2 separate regions of the Mus musculus genome follow, and region 1 is linked to region 2. A link is a loop called in an ENCODE intact Hi-C map of the cell type or tissue named here. Cell type or tissue: heart. All regions are shown on one strand. Each heading gives the region's core, and the rest is flanking DNA. Links, peaks and the distances in the headings are about the cores only. Region 1 overlaps Fh1 (fumarate hydratase 1). Region 2 overlaps Rgs7 (regulator of G protein signaling 7).

What was found. A loop is a pair of places that touch in the nucleus more often than their neighbours do. Peaks named below come from ENCODE experiments on the same cell type or tissue, not always from the same donor. Only the 100,000 strongest peaks of a DNase experiment are listed, where the experiment ranks them.
Region 1: it touches region 2 in a loop (3-fold over the local background); 5 of 42 quality-filtered maps call a loop at or near these places.

The regions. Positions count from the first base shown.
Region 1 is chr1:175,599,174-175,610,484 of GRCm38, forward strand. It overlaps Fh1 (fumarate hydratase 1), which reads right to left. Exons shown (of 10, transcript NM_010209.2): 6 at 10,464-10,629; 7 at 8,644-8,847; 8 at 6,882-7,009; 9 at 4,765-4,918; 10 at 2,205-2,393. The coding sequence ends at 2,251. Among named protein-coding and RNA genes, the nearest start is that of Fh1, 21 kb to the right of the region's middle. In heart, for the core only: a CTCF peak has its summit at 4,353 (motif pointing left); no DNase peak of the experiment used is centred there.
Region 2 is chr1:175,114,767-175,126,077 of GRCm38, forward strand. It overlaps Rgs7 (regulator of G protein signaling 7), which reads right to left. Exons shown (of 18, transcript NM_001347195.1): 7 at 8,165-8,229; 8 at 7,129-7,205; 9 at 6,962-7,043. Among named protein-coding and RNA genes, the nearest start is that of Grem2, 200 kb to the left of the region's middle. In heart, for the core only: a CTCF peak has its summit at 4,573 (motif pointing right); no DNase peak of the experiment used is centred there.

The DNA.
Region 1 (11,311 bases), core at 1,090-9,089, 480 kb after region 2:
AAACCATGCTCTATCCTAAAGCAAGCTGTAGCATTGTAGTGTCACCATCCACCACTAGCAAATATAGCACTATAGGTGAGAAGGTATCTCAGTGGTAGAGCCTGGCTAGCACACTTGAGGCCCCAGGGTGAATCCCCAGCACTGAGAAATACAAAACTCTTTATAATAAAAAGGCCTACGGTTGGAGACATAGTTTGGTCATAAAGAACACTGGCTGCTCTAGTAGGGTACCTGGGTTTAATTCCCAGCACCATGTGGTGACTCAGCCATCTTTAACTCCAGTTCCAGGAAATCCAATGCTCTCTTCTGGCCTCCAGGGCACTAAGCATGAACATGGTGCACAATATACATGCAAGGAAAACACCCGGATATATAAAAATAAAGAAAAACTGTAATGTCCACTAAAGTTTAACAAATTAGAATTCAGCCAACTGTGGTTAAGTCCTGCAATCCTAGCTACTCAGAAGAAATGAGGCTGCAAGATCAACACCAGGCCACACAGCAAATTCAAGAAAACTGGGCAACCACCCCCCCCCCCAGGCCTTGTCCCAAAAAAGTAAAGAGACTGGTGACAGAACTCAATGACAGTATCTATCTAGTACTACCTGGTTTCCACCTCCAGTACAAGAGAAAGGGAGAGAGAGAGGAAAAGCCTGAATGATCTCCCAACACATCTTTAAGACTAGTTTTAATTACTCTTGTCTTCTATATAAGCAATGACTGAATTGCTACGGAAGAGTTAATGGTATACTTTTCCAACAAGTACTGAGGAATTCTTGGCCCAGGCATATCATTCTTTGTAACTGTAGTATAGCAGGTATTTAATTGATCTTATTTCCTGACACCAACACACACATACCATACACATACAAACACACACACACACACACACACACACACACACACACACACACATATATATATATATATATATATATAGCATCCTTGCTCAAAAGGCCTTGGCATCTCATGTGCCCTAAGAACACAGGAAAATTGAAGCTAGTCAGAGACATGATTTATGAGTCAATAAGAAGAACTTTAGTATCAGTGAAAGTTGTGACATACTACCAACCACAAACTAAGTCTTTAAAAACTGATGGCTCTTTTAAAAAGCTTTTGAGGTGATAAACCCATATGCACATATATCTGAGGTTTGACTATATAAGTTATTTAGCATAAGATAAAAATTAGTCTATTGCCTTTTCTTTTATAAAATAAACTTTATTTTGCACTGATTTAGTTTACTGTAATCCTGGAGCTTCATGCAAATGACTAATTTGCTGCTTAAAGATTCTCAAGTATACATAGTATCCTCTTTAATGTTCTCATTTTCATTTAAAAACAGTCTTAAGGGAGGTGCCCAAGAATCAGTGGAGGTGATCTTAGCTGTGATTCACACCATTGGGGATATGGAACCTGAAGAAGCCACCTCCTGTATCCAGAGAGGAACCCCAGTGGAGCGATAAGAGACACCAACCCACCCACAAAACTTTCAACCCAAAATTTAACCTGTCTATAGGAAATGCAGGCACGCAGGAGGGAACAGAGAGTGAGGGAATGGCTAACCAGTAACCAGCCCAACTTGAGATCGATCCCATGGGCTAGCACCAATCCTTAACACTATTAATGCTACTCTGTTATGGTAACAGATAGGAACATGTGAGGCTCCACCCAGCAGCTAACTCAGACAGAGACACCCATAGCCAAACAGTGGACAGAGCTTGGGAACTCTTATGGAAGAAAAGGAGGAAAGATTGTAAGCCTCAAAGGGGATAGGAACTCCACAGGAAGACCAACAGAGTCAACTAACCTGGACTCTTGGGACTCTCAGAATCCAAACCAACAAAAGAACATACACAGGCTGGACCTAGGCTTCCCACACATACATAGCAGAACATGCAGCCTGGTTTTCATGTAGGTTCTGAACAACTAGAGCGGGGGCTATCCCAAAAGCTGTTGCCTGTGTGTGGGATATGTTCTTCTAGCTGGGCCTTCTTGTCTGGCCTTCGTGGGAGAGGAAGTGCCTAGCCTCGCAGACTTGAAGTGTCAGGGTGGGGAGGATACCAGGGGGGACCCCACCAGCAAAGAGAAGAAGGGGAGATGGGGGTGGGGGGATGATTGTGGAAATAAGTGACAGGGAGGGAGACAGTGAGTGGGATATAAAGTGAATAAGTTAAAAAATTAAATTAAATTTTAAAAAGGTCTTGTTTGTAAATTTCTTAAGTTTATTTTAATATAAATTTATTGAAGTCACTTTGGACCCAGCATATCCTTGGGTTTCACCCACTCATCAAACTGCTCTGCTGTGAGATAGCCAAGTTCAATAGCCGTTTCCTTTAAGGTTGATCCGTTCTTGTGTGCGGTCTTGGCAATCTTTGCTGCTTTGTCATACCCTGAAGGGAAGACACACAACACAAACATCAGTAGTGAAATTTTTCTAAAATAAAAAGCAACTGATACTGATGTTACAGGCCTCTTACATAACATAATCTATTTTAAAACTATAAAGTGACCATGCCAATAACTATCATGTCTTCTATAGAATACAACCTTGATTTGCTTGAGAAACAGACTTAAGCATACCTCATTTTATCCAAGATTTGTTGAAATGGACCAATAATTAAAAGAAACATTTAAAAAGAAGAAAGAGAGAGAGAGAAAGAGAGAGAGAAGAGAAGAGAAGAGAAGAGAAGAGAAGAGGCACCACAGCATAAAATCCACACTTGGCTGTGCTGTCCATTAATTATCTTTCTAAGGCAGCACTAAAACGTTCATTGCGGCAGGTTGTAGGAACAGACAGCTATGTAACCGGCGGTAACCAGTTCCCATGGTTCCCATAGCCCTGCTCTGCTCGGTGCTCCAGCACACCGGCTGCCATTCCCTGGCTTCTGCTTAGGGTTTAGGCATTACAAGGATAAGGAGGGGAGAGTTTTAGCCAACATATCTATTGGCACCAAGGAAGCCAGGCAACCCAGGCAGGACGATGCACTGTAACCCTAGCATCCAGGGGATGACAGTGAGTCTCAACCTGGGCTACACAGCAAGCCCTGCCTCAAAAAGCAAAACATCAGAGACCCTGGTTCACTTCAACAGTCATCTGCTTTTACACGACGGCTGGCACCGAGAAATTCTCAAGGTCGCTCTGACATTGAAAACTGACAGAAGGCAAAGGCAAGGACGATGACGTCAGTGACAGAGGCAAAGTAAACTTAAAAGTCAGAGGACTATGACCAAGGGGGCGGGGCCTGCTGAGGCAATGTGGTAACCAGGTGGTGCAGTGTGGTTGGAACACGTCTGGCTGCAACCACAACCAAACTGCCTGCTTCACTTTAGTCTTAGCTGAACCTATGCACGTTCACTGTGCTGGCACAGGCATGGAGTAACCGAGTCACTTGCAGAAAGAATGGTCACGTTAAACTCTTGGGTCAAACTGTCTTCTGTGCTTTTTGTGTGAATGAGGACTACAACGTAGGCGTCCCTGCCCACCACACAAACCAGTACTCAGTACGACCCTCGTGTATCACAGAGCCACTAAGAGCCCAGACCAGGCCTCACTCAGCCAGCGCGGTGGTTCTTGCCGAGATCATAAAGCACTTTTGCCAGGGACGTGGTCTTTGGGTGTCTCTGTCCTAGAGTCTAAGATGCTTCCCAGGCATCTGCTTGAACAGGGCGTCTAACCTACAAGTGTTGGCAACACAGGAAGGTCAGGTGAAGCACTTCTCTCACAAGCCTCTAGGGTTGCTTTGGACCTTCGGACTTAAATGCTGGTGTGTAACAATTTTAAATGAGTCAAATCGTTTCACCAACTCTATAAAACTAAAATAGATAGGTAGGTAGGTAGGTAGGTAGGTAGGTAGGTAGGTAGATAGATAGATAGATAGATAGATAGATAGATAGATAGATAGATAAAACCATGAATAATATCAGCCCCCCTAAGGTCAGGATTATTGAACATTCTAAAGTGTTAACTGCATCATGATACAAGATTGTATCATTACTCATTCTAAAGCAGCCCAATGCCATCTACACAGCGATGGCCTGCACAGCAGCAGACCACAGCAATGGCCTACAGCCCGTGGAAGCCAGAGCAGATGTCTTAATGGGATGGACAGTGGTGGTGGTCAGCTGCAATCTAAGTCTGCATAAAACACTTAAAATCAGGAAAAGACTAGGAACACAAAAGATAGTTTCAGAAAAACCATTTAGTTTTCTTACCTTTCCCTATAAACACCAATATATATCTTTCCCTTTTAATTTGTAACATTCTATATTTGAATTGAATAAAACAAAATCAAAATATTACATGGCATCTAGGAAGGAAGAAACAAATGAATCCATTTGCTATCATCGGTGATCAGGCAGTGCCACCTAGTGACGTTACCAACGAGGGAGGGTCTTACAGGTCACCCTCTCCAGCTGTTGGCATAAACACCAGCATCCGAGGTCCTGACTATGAAATCAGGGCTGCTGAGATGCTTTGTGTGCCCGGCTGCTCTCCAACACGACTGCTGCTGAGTTCCAGCTCACAGACCCACATGGTGGAAGGAGAGAACTGATCCATCCCTGTAAGCTCAGCTCTGACCTCCACATGCACCTCATGGGAAGACAGACAGACATAGATATCCAATACAGACACACAGATACACATAGACAGACAGACAGACACACACACACACACAGAGATTTTTTCAAAAACTTTAAAGGTTTCTTTTTTTTAAGCTTTTCAGTAACTGTTTTCAAAATGGCATTACCCTCCAAACTTACCTATATGTGGATTAAGAGCTGTGACCAACATTAAAGACTCATTCATTAGCTTGTTGATCCGCTCTGTGTTGGCCTGGATCCCGACCACACAGTTGTCTGTGAAGGACACTGAAGCATCTCCCAGTAGCCTGGCTGAGTGCAGCACATTCTTAATCTATGGGAGAGGCACGGGAAGGAGGAAAGAGAATCGTTTCTGAGCCTCGGGTCACTTTGCTTTGCTTTTGTCCAATGACATGCATTATTTGCTGTTCCATACTGGACATGTAATTCCATAACCGTACACCACTCCTACCAATCCTGCAGTATAATACCCAGAAAACAAGTGAGAAAGGGAGACTCTGAGGACACAAAGTTACAAATCTAAAAATGATTAAAGAAAAAAAAAAAAAAAGATGTGTGTGCAATTAACACAAGACAGCCCTTGGTGGATAAGTATCTCAAGACAGCCCTTGGTGAGTGACTAATATAAAACAGCCCATGGAGAACATGCTAAACGGGCAAGATTTGTTGTATCCACAATCCAGTCATCCTGCTTGTCACAGAAGCCGATAGCCAGAAGTGGATGAAGACTCCTCTATGCAAGAGAAAGCAGAGCAGAAGCTCGGAGTCCTGAGATGCGCGCTAACTTTTGGATTCTCTGGTTTTGTGGTTAACAGAACAGTCCAGTTCATTTTAAAATAACATCACATGATGTTTAAGGTCATAGAAAGCCAACTGGTACATTTAATACCTGTTTCTTTTAAGCAACACTTCCCATGTATACCTCTGTCTAAAACTCAAAAAGGTCTGGAAGAAAATAATACTTCCACCAATAGACTCTAACAGAAACTAGACGTTACAGCTTAATTTGAAATGACTCAATTGTAAATCAAATTTCATCTTGATTTTCTAATTAAAGCCAACCTTTTTTTCCTCAGTTGAGTCTACTCCCCACCCCAATGTCCATCCTTCTCTCAGGCTCTGAAGCAGTGGTTTTACTTTAAGCCATGAACGACTGTTTCCACCAAACCTTTTCTTTTCCTTCTTCATATTTATAAAGAAGGGGTAAGGTGGCATTACTTTTAAAACATAAGAAAGGATTAAAATATAGCAGAAGCAGTTGTTCTGCATCTGGACATGTCAGGCACCTGGCCTGGATGCAAAAGGATACAGATCTAAAGCTCACTCCAGCCTGTCTTTCATTGACCAATCCTAGCAGGGTATACATGCCATGAATGCAAAAACCAAAAACTTCACATTTATTGCTTTATTGTGAGCACCTAAAATTGTGTGAGCCACAGTGAAACTTAAAAAAATACACTCACAGTTATTTGGGTATTCTAATCAATTAGACTTTATACGACAAACCAGTAAGAAATAAGCCTCTAGTGTATTTCAGATAGAGCACTGTACGAATGAAGGACTTAATAGTGACACAGCTTGGCTACCTGAAGCTCAGGAACCTGCATAGAAGATGACACCATTTTGCTCCATATTTGGAATGATGAAGGAAAAAGGAGAAGTTTGGAGGACAGTTTCCAAGCCATATGCAAAAGGCAAAAAATAAATTTAAAAAAGCTTTGCTGCGGACAGGGAAAGCACTAAAGAAACAGAGAAAGGGTCAACATGGTACCCTAAGAGAATGGATGAGAAAGAAAGATGATGATGAGACAGAAGAAGGAGGAAATGATGATGGAGATGACAGAGCTCAGAGCAAGTATGTGAAGGGGCTGAGGCTGGACCAGTTATCAAACCGTAAGAGAAAGTGACAATGGGTCAGGCTTTCGCAACCAAATCTGAAGAAAGATGGCACAAAGCAACAGCCTGAGCAGGAGACAGGGCTTTAAGGAAGGTGCTAGACAGACTTGAACTGATTCTAGCTGCTGGCATCAATGGCAGCAGAAGACAAAGAAACCCCTGTCTTACTTCCACACATCTTCATTCCACCTAAAAAGCAGACTACCAAATCCCTTGAGCTGAGTAGACTAACTCCCGATATGCCAGGTTATTCCAGTAGGACTAAGATTACCTACTACACAGCTAGCTTCCGTGGAAGCTCCAGAAACCTTCAAGGAAGACAAGAGCACTGGCTATTGGTCTTCAATCAAAAACTGCTAAAAATTAAATTGAAGGCTTACCATCATTGGTTTAAACACATTCAGTTCAAAATGTCCATTGCTGCCTCCAACGGTAACAGCAACGTGATTCCCCATGACTTGGGCTGCAACCATGGTCATCGCTTCACACTGAGTAGGGTTCACCTTTCCTTTGAGAAAACCAGTGTAGAATCTCATCAAATATAATCATGGTTTCCTATATGACTTAAGACTGTTTTTATATTAGTCAAAGAATGAAATCTAATGTTTTTAAATAAAGGCATAAAATAAGGCAAAGTTGAGGCACAGGCTGCAATTTTAGTCACTTAAGAGGTGGAGGCATAAATATTCCATGTTCAAGGACTACCTGAGCTTCTGAGTCAAGGCCAGCCTAGGCAACTTAGTGAGATCTTGACTTGAAAAGTATAAAGAATTCTAGGAATACAACTTAAAGACAGAAATACTTGTCAAACATGAGGGAGGCCCTGGGTTCAATCCCCAATATCACAGACAAAAAAAAATATCAAAGAAAGGGGGACGCATAGGCACACAGATTCACTTAAGGAAAACTAATACAGGTTCCCATTGTTATGGTTTTCATTCTTGTGTATGCATTTAGGCAACCAGGCTCAAAATACATAATTAGAAAGACAAGACTCTACCCTTCAAGAGGGTGGCAGCCAAGAAAAAAGATGACAACTCCAATAAATAAGGTCTACACAGAGAAGGCCGTGCTGCTATGGGGAGATTCTACGCTGGAACGCTATTTACCGCCCACGTACCCAAGGCTCCAGCGCAGCAGAGCTCCTTAAGAAGCGCCACACACACACTGTCTCTGTAGAGAATGCACTGGACAACTGGCCCTTTGTCTGTGATGTTCTTCCATTTGTCTTTTCTTTTGGAAACATGGTTTTGCTTAGTTACCTAGTTAGGCCTGAAATATTTATATTACCCAGGTTGGCCTTGAATTTATAATCTTCTAGCCTCAGTCACCAAAGTGCCAGGGTTAACCATGTACATACCATACTTGGTTCCATTTCTTTTTAACAATTATTGAATTTGCAATCAACTAGACTATATGTCTAGTTGATTATATATCAATACAAAGTATTGCAAATCGAGATCTTTCAGTCTATGCACATATATAACATATATAGTTTAAAATCTAGCATATACAATCTATATAAAAATTTATACAATAAATTATTACTTTGTCAGTTTTAGTATAGGTCAACTGGCCTCCAAAGGAGCCTTTGTGAATCTTGACTCTGTTCTGCAACATGTGCCACCTCAACTTTTGCTCTCTGCTGACTGATAAGCAAGTGTTCTTCGTCTACCCTAAGCCACCAGTAAAATGCTGAGTGAGTAGAACCCAATATCAAGATATTTCTCCAACTAAAGTCAACTCATTAGCCACTCCCTAACGTCTGTTCATCCAGCTCCATTCACCGGCCAGGCTCTAGTGTTTGCCACTCTGACTTAACAGGACAGAGCCGGAGGCAAAGCATGACACACAGACTTCAGCAGGGTTTATATTCCTGCAGCCCAGGCTGACTGCTGCACTCTGCGGGGCTCTCGGCTTAGGCTGAAGGATACAACCACACAGAAGCTCCAATATGGAACTCCACCAGGCTGCTAACTCCACTCATGTCCTGACCTGGTGATACTCCTAAAAGTTCTAGAAGAACTGTAAAGCAGTGTTCCCCATACATCCCCACTGCTTCAAGGATGGCAGTGAGTGAAGAGACATGTCCTGTGATTGCAAAGCCCTGCTCCCGCATTTATCAGCTATGTGCATACGGACCTGGCATGATGCTGCTCCCTGGCTCGTTTTCAGGCAAGATCAGCTCTCCCAAACCTGACCGAGGACCAGAACCCAGGAAGCGAATATCATTCGCTATCTTCATTAGACTGCAGGCGGCAGTGTTCATGGCTCCACTAAGCTCAACCAGAGCATCATGAGCAGCCAGAGCTTCAAACTTATTCGGGGCAGTGACAAAAGGCAAACCTGCAGGAGGAAGGAGCGCCGAGGGTAAACAGGGAGAGTAAACACGCCTGCCAATGTTAAGCAAGTTAAACAAAGCCCAGAGCACACAAAGCAAACTAGAACAGAGAGGTGGGTGCGCAATTCAGTGACGCTGCTTGCTTAGTGTGTGCAACGTTCTGGCTGAGTTTGATTCCCAGTACTATAAATCAATAAATCTACATATCCAAATCTATAAATCAATAAAAAATAAATGCAACTTTCCACTTGAGGAAAACGCTTGAGAGTCGAGCTATGTTAATACTCAAATAAGACCTCCCCAAAGGCCTCCTTCCTAACAGAGCTCTGTAAGAAGTACATGCCTACAAAGCCTGACTGCTCTTGAGCAAGCATGAGAACTGTGAAATCCAGTCTGCCTCTGTCTACACTCTGATCTTCTGTCTACTCTTCTGATCTACTCTTGAGGACACAAGTCCACCCATCCCCCAAGCAAAGATTCTGAGATCCGGGTACTCCAAATCCTAATACAGTTCCTGACTATTAAAATGTGAGCCGGGCAGTGGTGGCGCACGCCTTTAATCTTAGCACTCGGGAGGCAGAGACAGGCGGATTTCTGAGTTTGAGGCCAGCCTGGTCTACAAAGTGAGTTCCAGGACAGCCAGGGCTACACAGAGAAACCCTGTCTCAAAAAAACAAAAAACAAAAGGAAGAAAAAAGAAAAACCCTCAGCTAATGAATAAGTGTGAGCCACAGAAACCCATCTGTATCATCCTGACCCCAAGGCCCAAAGGCATCTCAGAAGAGAAGGCAGGAGGAATGGCTGGCTAGAAGCTGGCAGGAGAGCTATGAAGTGCTGTCCTCTGGACAGAACCAGCTACTGCGTGGGAAGAACACTCCCTGTACTGCCTGAGAAACTATCCGCAGCTGGAGGAAGGAGAATCGCTTTTCTTTGAGTGGATTGCTCATATCCCAGTGATGATCCCACACCAATGCATAGCCATATATGGGCAGCACAAATTAAACTTGGGGATACATACTGTGGGGGTGAACTTGAAGTTGGGAGGGAGACATTTTTGGGGATTAGATGAGGGCTGAAAACCCAATACATTGTATACATATATATACAAATTTTAAAAACTGAATATACTTGTGATATGTATTATATACTTATTACTACCCTAACCTTATGGTAGCATCAGCATCTTAATCAGTTTTCTGGACATGACAAGCTGGTTCTAATAACAATAACAATACTGTACTAGCGGGGGGGGGGATAGTATTTAAAGATATTACAGCAAAGAAATATGACACGCAAAAACCAAGCTATCAGTGCACTTATCATGTGATAAGTTTCTCAACAGTCAACTGTTTCTGCTTTCTTTGAAAAATACTTAACACAGCTTTGAAGGGAAAGGACTAAATGCTAGCAGACAACAAACAAAACATGTAAACGCATGAACATGAACTCTTATATGGAAGCCTTAAAAGTAAGATAAACTTTATTAACTTCTGACATGGACACAAGCCATGTTTGATGGGAACATGTTACTCCTTAATTTCAGAAGAATTCAGCCTAGAAATATCTACAAGATGCATAAGCTATGTGAAGAACGTGAGTAGCAATGCATGTGGTCCCCAACCTGTGAGTGCTGCTACTTTTGCGGCCACCTTTTCTGCGAAACCGATCCTGGTGTTTAACCCCGTCCCCACAGCAGTGCCTCCAGCAGCGAGCTCGTAGATTCTTGGCATGGCGGCTTTTATTCTCACCATCGCATACTGGACTTGCTGAACGTAACCACTGAATTCCTGAGAAGAGAAATCACTGTAAGAACAAACTCCTATCAGCTACAATGCACTCTAATGGCACTAAACAGAAGATTATGTTAATTCATTCACGTGATAAAGAGGAAGGGCTACAAATCTACAAGGCAAATAATAACATGTAGCTTAGTTTATAACCAAACGTCCCAACAGAGTCAAGCAAAGAACACATGAAATAAACCTTTAAGAATAGCTCCACTACACTGAACTATTGCTCCACCTACAATCCACCCAGTGAGCTGATCCCCTCCCCCACATCTGACTGTAGCCCAAAGAAAAATTACTAAATATTCTCCAAAGACAAAAAGAAAATAGAAATACTTCTATACAATTCTAGCTTAAAGACCTGAGAGGGAAGCCAAGAAGCAACTTTACAAAGACCTGAGCGTGAAGTAAGGAGTACAACAGCCTGCGGGGTGGGCGGGGTCCAGCGTCGCTGTGCCCTCAAATGCCAGCAGCCGCAGGCACATTACTTCTCACACCACACTTTAAAGCAACCATCAATCTTCCTACCATATTTGCAGCATTGTGAACCACTAACAACTATGCAGGGACAAAAACCTTACCCTCTCTGTATTTGACAATTGGCCTTATCTAGTAAGCCAAGATAAACTAAATCTTTTCCCTACCTAAAATACTGAAAAACGGAATACTTTGGATTAGGATT
Region 2 (11,311 bases), core at 1,300-9,299:
GATGGTTTTAGTGTAGTATTCTATCAGACTTTCAAAGAATAGCTAATACCAACACTCCTCAAACTATTTCACAAAATAGAAACAGAATGAACACTGCCAAACTCATTCTATAAAGCCAGTCACCATGATTCCTAAACTATACAGACTCAACAAGGAAATAGTACTTCAGACTGATTTCTTTTATTAACATTGATCCAAAAATACTCAATAAAATATTTGCATATCAAATCCAAGAACACATAAAAAAATCACTCATCGTGATCAAGACTGCTTTACCCCAAGGATGGTTCAATATACAAAAATATATCAACATAATCCTTCATATAAGCAAACTGAAAGAAAAAAATTTACATGATCATCTCATTAGATTCTGAGAATGCTTCATTTGGTGCAGAAAAAAAAACAAAACAAAACCTTTGACAAAATCCACACCACTTCATGTTAAAAGTATTAGAGAGATCGAGGATACAAGGCACATACCTAAACATAAAAAAGCAATATACAGCAAGCCAATAACCAACATCAAACTAAATGGCAAGAAATTTAAAGCAATTTCACTAAAATTAAAGACAAGGTTGCCCAATCTCCCCCTATATATTCAATGTAGTACTTGAAGTTCTAGCCAAACACAAACAAGAAACAAAGAAGTCAAAATATCAGTATTTGGAAATGATAGGATAGGACATATAAGTGACCCCAAAAATTCGCCAGAGAACTACACAGCTGATAAACTCCTTCTGCAAAGGAGCTGGATACAAAATTAACTCAATTCAATCAGTATCTCCCATTATACAAATGATAAAAGAGCTGAGAAAAAAATTGGGGAATCAACACCTTTTATAATAGCCATGAATGATACTTTGGTGTAACTCTAACCAAACAAGCGAAGAATCTGTATTATAAGAACTTCAACTCCCTGCAGAAAGAAATTTAAGAAGATATCAGAAACTTGAAAGATCTCCCATGATCATGGATAGGTAGGATGAATATAGTGAAAATGTCCATCTTACCAAAAGCAACCTACAGATTCAATGCCATCTCAATCAAAATGCCAGCACATTTTTGTAGACCTTGAAAGAGCAATTCTAATCTTCATATGGAAAAACAAAAAAACCTAGGATGGCCAAAAAACCCTGAGCAATAAAAGAACTTCAGAAGGAATCACCATCCTTGATCTCAATCTACACTACAGATCAATAATGATAAAAACTGCATGGTATTGGTACAGAAGCAGACATGTTGATCAATGGAATCAAACAGAAGACCCAGAAATAAACCTATACAACCATGGACATTTGATTTCTGATAAAGAAGCCAAAACCATACAATGGACAAAAGAAAGCATTTTTAACAAACGCTGCTGAGTGAACTGGATGTCTCCATGTAGAAGAATGCAGATAGATCCATATTTATCATCCTTCTCAAGTCCAAGTGGATCAAGAACTTCAACATTGAACTGGATATGTTAAATCTCATCAAAGAAAAAGTGGCAAATACCCTCGAATGCATTAGTGCAGGAGACAGTTTCCTGAACAGAACACAAGTGGCTCAGGCTCTAAGAGCAACAATTTATAAATGAGACCTCATGAAACTGAAAAGCTTTTGTAAGGCAAATGAAATTGTCAATAAGACAAAATGGCAGCCTACAAGTTGGGAAGGGATCTTCATGAACCCTCCACCTGATAGACAGCTAATATATAAAATTTATAAAGAATTCAAGAAGTTAGACACCAACAACCTAAATTAAAAAATGGGATAAATAGCTAAACAGAGAATTCTCAACAGAGGAAACTCAATGACTGAGAAGCACTTAAAGAAATATTCATAGTCCTTATTCATCAGGTAAAAACTAATCAAAACAACTTTGAGGTTCCATCTTATACCCACCAGAAAGGCTAAGATCAAAAACTCAAGAGGGAGCACATTCTGGTGATGATGTGGCCCAAGGGGAACACTCCATTGTTGATGGGAGTGCAAAGTTGTACAACCATTTTGGAAATCAATTTGGAGGTTTCTCAGAAAACTTGGAATAGTTCAATGTCAAACCCAGGTATACCACTCCTTGCCATATACCCAAACCATGATCCACCATGTTACAAAGACGCTTGCTCAACTATTTTCATAGCAGCTTTACTCATAATAACCAGGAACTGGAAACAACCTGGATGTCCCTCAATTGAAGTATGGATAAAGGAAATGTGCTACATCTATATAATGGAATATTATTCAGCTGTGAAAATCACAAAGACATTATGAGTTTTGCAGGCAAATGGATAGAACTTGAGAATATCTTCCTAAGTGAGGGTACTCAGTCCCAAAAGGACATGCATGGAATGTACCCACTTAGAAGGGGATATTAACCATAAAATACAGGATACTCATGCTATGTTTCCCAGACCAAAGAAAGCTAAACAAGAAGAAAGGCCCAAGTGAGATACTTGAGTCTCACTTAGAAGGAGGACTAAAATCATCATAAGAGGCAGATGGGGGGGGAGGGATCTGGGTGAGAAAGGAGATAGGAAGAGAAATAGGAGGTTCTAGATCAGGTTTTGGGGAGAGACAGAATAGATGGTCAGATGGCCATGAAAATGAATGGAAATCGGCAGCTGACAGGGTGAGGAGGTATTGGGCATTTCCAGGACAAGAAAGAGACCTGATTTAATGGATATGCTCAAGTATCAATGGGGGTGACTATAGCTGTAACTCACAGCATTGGAGATATGGAACTTTAAGAGGCCACCTTTTGTAGCTAGGCAGGAAATCTAGAGGAGTGATAGAGACACCAGACCACCAACAAAATTTTCAGCCCCAAATTTATCCCATCTACAAGAAATTCAGGGATGAGGGATGGAGCAGAGACTGAGGGAATGGCCAACCAATAACCAACCCAACTTGAGACCCATCTCATGAGCAAGTACCCATCCCTGACACTATTAATGATACTTTGTTAAGCTTGCAGACTTGAGTCTAGCATGACTATCCTCTGAGAGGCTCCACCCTTGAACTGACTCAGATCAATGCAGATACACACAACAAAACAGTGGAAGGAGCTTGGGGACGCTTAATAAAGAATAAGAGGAAGTATTGTGGTGCCCCGAAGGAAATAGAAACTCCTCAGGAAGACCAACAGAGTCAATTAACCTGGACCCTTGTGCCTGTCAGAGACTGAACCACCAAGCAAAGACTAAACACCGGCTAGACCTAGGCCTCTCTACACATATGTAGCAGATGTGCAGCTTGGTCTCCATGTGGGTCTGGAACAACTGGAGTGGGGGTAACCCAAAAGCTGTTGTCTGTCCATGGGATATGTTCTTCTAGGTGGGTTGGCTTGTCTGGCCTCAGTGGGAGAGGATGTGCCTAGCCTCTAAGGCTAGGGTGGGGATGGGGAATGTGGGAGAGAATGAGCTGGAGGGTAGGCAGTGAATGGGACGTGAAGTAATTAAGCAAAAACAGCCATCTCCATTGTACCGGATCAGAAGTCTATAAGCAAAGGACCTGGAGGGAAGTTCAGTGGTAGAGTGCTTGCCTAGCACCCATAGTGAACAAAGCTCTGGGTTTGATCCTTAGCACTGAAAAATAATAAATAGTGGATAAATCTTAATCTGAAAATCCATAAACAAACACTTTCTAATATTTGAATGTACCTTACTAATTTACCTTTCTTCAACTAAGACATATATATATTTTTTATTTTCAAGTATTTCTACAGGATCCCTTAGAAATAAATTGTGTTCATATACCAGGGAACACAGTCATAACATAGGAAACTCAACCAATAATACTATTTCTTTCATGGCAGAAAACTAATTTTCTTTTTCTCACAAGTAAGTGGAGAATGATCAGGGTTTGTCACTATCTACACAATCAAAACAGAACCTAACACAGTACTTGCACACAAATGTTGCAGTGTTATTCATGATAGTCAAAATGAAAAAAAAATGTTTCTCAGCTGATGGGTGGATAGATAAAATGTACCACATCCCTGAGGTCTAATACTATTCAATTGTAAAAACAAAAATATTGATTTATGCCACAACATGTATAAACCTAATAAACATAAGTGAAAAAAATTAATTAAAAAAACTTTAACTGCTATTACTTAATCACCTCTCAGGCAGGTGTGGCCAACCCTTAGCAACACACAGATATGGATAGCTATGAGTCTGTCTAAACACTAAATCATACCCAACAACAACAAAATCTGAAATGTACTTAAAGCATTGCATAATTTGTAACCTGATGGCACGGTCCTCAGCTGTAAACTTTGTCGATGACAACATTATGGTATTGGCCTTTCTGAAAATTGGACATAAGCTATGCATAGACCTGCAGCATGGGGGCAGTAAATAATTGAAAAGAGAGTTGATTTAGGTGACCACGTCTCCAAAGCACAAGGACAATCCAAGTCTAATCTTCTTTAGAAAACATGCACCACAGACTGGTCTTTGTGGGGAGGAGGTGGAGCTTCAGAGTAGTGTAAAGAAAGTGGATCAGAGAAGCATAATAAATCATGAGATTATGTTCCATTATGCAGTGAATATTGGAATCAACACCCTCTGCAGGCTCAGGATTTCAATTTGTTTCCAGCAGGTGGTGCTGTTTTGGGAAGTTGTGGAAACCACCAGAGGGGTAGTCCAGCTGGAAGAAGTAGGTGACCAGGAGCAGGTCCTTAACAGAGTATTATTCCTGTTCACTACTTTCTGTGTGTGTTTTCTGGCCCACCACTAAGGGACACATGCTCTTGTCGCCTGTCTTCTTCACCATGATGGAATGAATCCTTTGAGACCATGGCTCCCTCCTCCATTATGGGCTCTATGGAAATGTGAACTTAGTAATGGAAGAACGCTAACTCGGCAAGGCTTCTCCAGCTTCCTGAGGCTGCTTTAAGAAAGCAGAGGAGCTAAAGGGATCTGCAATCCTATAGGTGGTATAACATTATGAACTAACCAGTACCCCGGAGCTCTTGACTCTAGCTGCATATGTATCAAAAGATGGCCTAATTGGCCATCACTGGAAAGAGAGGCCCATTGGACACGCAAACTTTATATGCCCCAGTACAGGGGAACGCCAGGGCCAAAAAGTGGGAGTGGGTGGGTAGGGGAGTGGGAGGGAGGGTATGGGGGACTTTTGGGATAGCATGGAAATGTAAATGAGGAAAATACCTAATAAAAAATATTTAAAAAATAAAAGCAGAGATTCATTAGGGAAATGCAAATCAAAACGATGGCCTAGTTGGCCATCATTGGGAAGAGAGGCCCCTTGGTCTTGCAAACTTTATATGTTGCAGTACAGGGGAATGCCAGGGCCAAGAAGTGGGAGTGGCTGGGTAGGGGAGCAGGGCAGGGGAGGGTATAGGGAACTTTCAGGATAGCATTTGAAATGTAAATAAAGAAAATATGTAATTAAAAAAATTTAAAGAAAAGAAAGCAGAGATTCTGCGTTCTAGCCTCATGATGTTTACACGCATGCTCTCACAATTCCTTCTTCACCACGGATAATAAAACTCCAAATATCTATTCTATTTTGAACAGAAAAGCCAGGTAACACAATTCTTCTCTCTTGAGAATTCAAACGACAACAAATTCAAAGTAAAACTTGACAAGTGCATGGGTGTCTGGTGTCTGATTTGAAATACATACATATGAAAATAGGTCTCTGGATTCTTTCTATTTTGGTTTGGCTCAGAAGATAGTTGAAAGGAAATCTTTAAGGTATCTATAAGTCATTTTCCATGATTTCTTTCTCTTGCTGTGCACCTGTAATTTATTCTAGCAATGCCTATATAAGTACTCTCTACTGGTCTGTCTTTATTAAAAGAAATCAATAAAAGAGAAAGATATCTTTTCAAAATAAAAATGAGGTTAGACATGCAAATACACATAACACACACACACACACACACACACACACACACACACACACACACACACACAAAGAGGTAGTTTCTACAGAGGCCAGAAACCAGAAGAGGGTGTTAGATGCCCAGATGATGGAACTGTAGGTAGCTGTGAGTCACCCAACACAATTAACTGAACCCAAGTCCTGTGGGAAAGAGTAGTATAGGCACATAAGCCCAAAGCCATTTCTGTATTCCCTTGTTTGTTTCTTTAGAGACCAGCATGTTATGTATTCTAGGCAGACCTTGGACTCAGTCCTCCTGCCTAAACCTCCTGAGTTCTAGCATTGCATGCTTGTTGTCCCATGCACAGTAGCTATGTGGGGACTTACAACCATGGTTAAATATCTTCCACAAAGTTTTTTGGCATTAAGAACATTCAGTATTTGTTACATTGAGGCACATAGTTTGACAGAGAGAAGAGCTAAATTCATAGACTCAAAGTGGTATCATTAGAAGTATGAATTGACAGGTGAGGTAGCTCAGAGTGTAAAGGTCTTTACCACTGAGCTTGATATATGAGTTTAATCCCAGGAGTCCACAGAAAGAGAAAGTACTCCCACAACTTGTTCTTTGACTTCTACACATGCCCCATCCCTCATATATAAAAATAAATAAGCAAATGTAAAAAAAAGATAGGAAATATGAACTGATTTAAACGTGATGACACTCTAACTTTCAAAAGACACATTAGGCATTAATAAACTCTAAGAAGAAAATAAAGGCAAGTGATAACATTATAATTCGGTTTCTAGAATGCCAAAAAAGGAGACATAAGCAGAAAAATGATGTTATATTTGGAGTGTTTTTTCCCCTTTAAAGTGTTAATGAATCAGGCAGTGCAAATGTCCAGTGAGAGCTGGCTAGCCACACAGGGAAAGGCATCCTTTTTATAAATAGATATTGCAGTAAGTCTCATCTTCTACAGAGGTGGCAATCTGTGCTTAACATATTCAGCCAGACACCCAGACATACTGTGAAGGGAACAGGGTCTTTTCTAGGGCACTCTTTTTCTTCCAAACCTGAGACGTGAGTTCCTGGAAACACACCTTCAAATGTACTTACCACAGGCCTGTGGACATCCCAGAATGCTCTCTCTTGACTATCGAGGATCTTCCTTTCAATTTTGTCTCTCTTCTTGTCCACTCTGTCAAGATGGTAATGATGAAGAGTTAGAAGGGGTCCACTCTGTACAGAAGGCCACATTTGAACGAAGCTTCACAAGGACTCACTTAGCTTGTGCTTCTGCTTGCATAAAAATGAACTCCCACTTCCGGGCAAATGCTCTCTGCAGCCTGGCCAGGCTCTCCTGAAAAACATAGAACACCTGAGGGCATTCTAATGTTCCTTTTAGAGTTTCTAAAGTTTTACAATACACTCTGAATCTGAATCAACTCTGCTCTCGGAACTCAACTCATCATGAGCCTCATGGGCCCTGGCTAGCCTCTAACTCCTGGCAGCTGGGATGACCTTGAGATTCCCTCCCCACCCCCCATCTCTGCCTTCCCAGTGAGGGCATCATTGATAGCTGCCAACGTGCCCAGTTTATACAGTGCTGGGGATAGAAAACAGAACTTTGTGCATACTAGGCAAGCATCCTACCTAGAAAGCTACAGCCCAAGGCATTGACCAACATCACTTTTGTTATAGGAAACCCAATATAAGCATTGAATACTACTTTGTTTGAGAAAAGTGCTGAAGAAAAATTCACTGGATCTTTCTGTGCCCACGTTTTAGAGAGACAGGAAAGCAATGTCTTCCCACTGCTGATCCAATAAGTTTGTTCAGGTCCTGAAAATAGCTATCAGCCCGTGGTAGCCCAGTATTTTGTACTGCACAATGCTCCAAGTTAGTTATCACAACACAGCAATTGCTTGGACACATTACATTAGACTGCCCGTATCTCGTGGTGGTGATCAATCTGATGGTTCTGCTAAATTGGTCCCCAGTGTCAAAGGTTTTCAATCCTTAATAGTTTGGGCATCATCAATACAGTATTTATCTGAAACTTTTATAGTTAAGTAAGTTTAAAATAAGATAGGCTTTTCCTTATACATTGAGTTTATATGTTTAAAATTCTACTCTTTTTAATGTGTAGAGAGATAGGAGACAGACAAAGAGGGGTTTGCTAAACCACTGGGCTGTCAGATCCAAGGCAGCCTGGTCCTTATGATTCATCAATGCCAAAAGGAAGAGAGTACCCAGACATGGCCAAAGGCCTGATTTCTTCTCATTTTCTACCACTGTGTGAGCATCCGTGGTACTTACGGCTTCATAATCTGCTAGCTCTAGCCTTGCCTTGTTTTGCATTGTTCTCTTGCAGAGGTAAACAGCTGAAAGGAAAAATACCATCATTTCTTAGCTGCTCATTAACACTGAAACACTAAATATAGAAATTGCACTAAGTGTCGAGATACTTGTCACTGACTCTCAAGTTTAATCTTCTGTTGTCATCCTTTTTAGACAAAAATAAATAGTGATGAAAGCACAAGGTTCAACATCCAAATACTGGCATTATAAAGTCACAAATAGCTAGAATGCTAAGAGATGGTAATCATTTATTGGCTGCCATACTTTTTTATTAACAAATAACAATGAAAAGTAAAAATTTTAAAGAGATTAAATCAGTGTAAAATCTAGATAGATAAAAATCATTTTGTAAAGTGCAATTTCGTGAAAGTGTATCCAACTTGACCATTTTGAATTCTTTCTAGGTTGTATTGTCAACTGCAAGGATGTATCATGTACATTCAAGAGATCTTAGCATCTTTCTTGCTTAATTTCACAGGAGTCACTCATTGGTCAGTTGCTCTGAGATTCAATGCAATCCTCATCAAAATTCCAACTCAATTCTTCACAGAGTTAGAAGGGGCAATTGGCAAATTCATGTAGAATTAAAAAAAATCCTAGGATAGCAAAACTATTCTCAACAATAAAAGAACCTCTCTCGTGGAATCACATTCCTGACCTCAGGCTGTACTACAGAGCAATTGTGATAAAATGTGCCAGGTACTGGTACAATGACAGACAGGTAGATCAATGGAACAGAATTGAAGACCCAGAAATGAACCCACACACCTATGGTCACTTGATCTTTGACAAAGGAGCTAAAACCATCCAGTGGAAAGAAGTCAGCATCTTCAAAAAATGGTGCTGGCTCAACTGGCGGTCAGCATGTAGAAGAATGCGAATCGATCCATACTTATCTCCTTGTAAAAAGCTCAAGTCTAAGTGGATCCAAGAACTCCACATAAAACCAGAGACACTGAAACTTATAGAGGAGAAAGTGGGGAAGAGCCTCAAAGATATGGGCACAGGGGAAAGATTCCTGAACAGAACAGCAATGGCTTGTGCTGTAAGATCAAGAATCAACAAATGGGACCTCATAAAATTGTAAAACTTCTGAAAGGCAAAGGACACTGTCAATAAGAACAAAAGGCAACCAACAGATTGGGAAAAGATCTTTACCTATCCTAAATCCAATAGGAGGCTAATATCTAATATATATAAAGAACTCAAGCAGTTGGACTCCAGAAAACTAAATATCCCTATTTAAAAAAAATGGGTTTCAGAGCTAAACAAAAAATTCTCAAGTGAGGGATACCAAATGGCTGAGAAGCACCTAAAAAATGTTCAACATCCTTAATCATCAGGGAAATGCAAATCAAAACAACTCTGAGATTCCACCTCACACCAGTCGGAATGACTATGATCAAAACTCAGGTGACAGCAGATGCTGGCTAGGATGTGGAGAAAGAGGACCACTCCTCCATTGCTGGTGGGACTGCAAGCTGGTACAACCACTCTGGAAATCAGTTTGACGGTTCCTCAGAAAATTGGACATAGTTCTACCGGACGATCCAGCAATACCACTCCTGGGCATATATCCAGAAGATGTTCCACTATGAACAGAGTCACTTACATACAGTGTGCTTCCCATCTCTGCCACTTTCCTTGGTCTGCTTGGCCAGCATCCAAGTTGGCCATGGAAGCAAAGTTATAGAACTGTGAGAGGAGTAGCAGAGCCTGGAGTGGCAAGAGTGCAAATCTTCTCATGTTTAAAATTATCCTGATGGATCTCAGGAATATAGTAAGACAACAAGGTCTGTAGATAGAGTTCTAATTCCCAGAGCATCTTCTGACTTAACTTTTCATTAAGTGTGCAACCTGGATTCCACAAAGCCCAAGACTAATTAATTATATGGGTCTGCATGTTGAATGAGATCACAGGGTGAGGCTCATTGAATATTCCTTTTCATAAGGCTACCCCTGTGGAGATTCCTTATAAATATGGTCTTTGCATTGAGCTATATTTGCCTTCATTTGAGATAAGGAAACACAGCAGCTGCTATTGATCACTATTGCCTGACTAGCTATGAGTAGTGGAGGCAAGAATGTGGAGTTCATATGAACTAGAAATACAAAAGCTAAAATTGCACATGGAAAAAGTATAACATAACTCAAGTATGCAGGTGCGTGTGTGTGTGTGTGTGTGTGTGTGTGTGTGTGTGTGTGTGTGTGTGTGTGTGTGTATGTGTGTTTTACCGGGGATTGAAACACAGGCTTTATATGTGCCAGGGAAGTGTTCTTCCACTGAACTATATCCCAGACTCCAAAAGGCAATATATTTTTCTGAAGTAAATTCCTTGAAAATTATGCGAGACATTCTTAATGATGTCGTGGCAGAAGACCAACAAGCAGTTGACAGGAGGCTATGCCATTCAAGTGGTAGCTGAATAGTAAAGAATAGGATTTGGTCCTAATGCATCTTGACAAATACAGGTTGAGAAGCCCAAGTTCCTGAAGCAGGTTTCTGAATGAGAACTCAGTAGAGAGGGAATGGCAAAGGAGATTATTTCTCCATTCTGGAACTCTCCACAACACCTTGTGGAGCAGTCTCTTGTACAAACACTGATGCCTGTGACAAAGCTGTTCAGAATCATACCCCATAGATGGCAGGAACATCAATTACTATGACCCCTCTAGCTAAGGATGAAGATAAGAATTTTTACTTCATAAGGACTAGAAATGCAAATGGCCATATATGTACTTGGAAAATGTACAACACAGAAGCTGAATAATGCAAGTGAAAGATATGGTCAGGAGACAGCTCTGTTTCTTTTAAAATAATCTTTGAATGTTTATTTTGTGGACTAACTTTTTTCCTACTCTTGAATTAAAAAAAAACCCAACACATCAGATCGTTCCTATAGCCTTGTTTCTTAAGCTTGAGTAGTACAGGGAGTATAGAGTTAGTGACAATTCCCATCTCCAGTTACAAACTCCATGCAAGACGCAAGACTCCTAGATTGGGTTAAAGTTGAAGTCATCTTCATGACCTCAGCTTCTGCATAAAAGGAGTGTATGGGACCTTTCTCTAGAACATCTTCCTCCTTGATACCAGTAGCCTGTGAC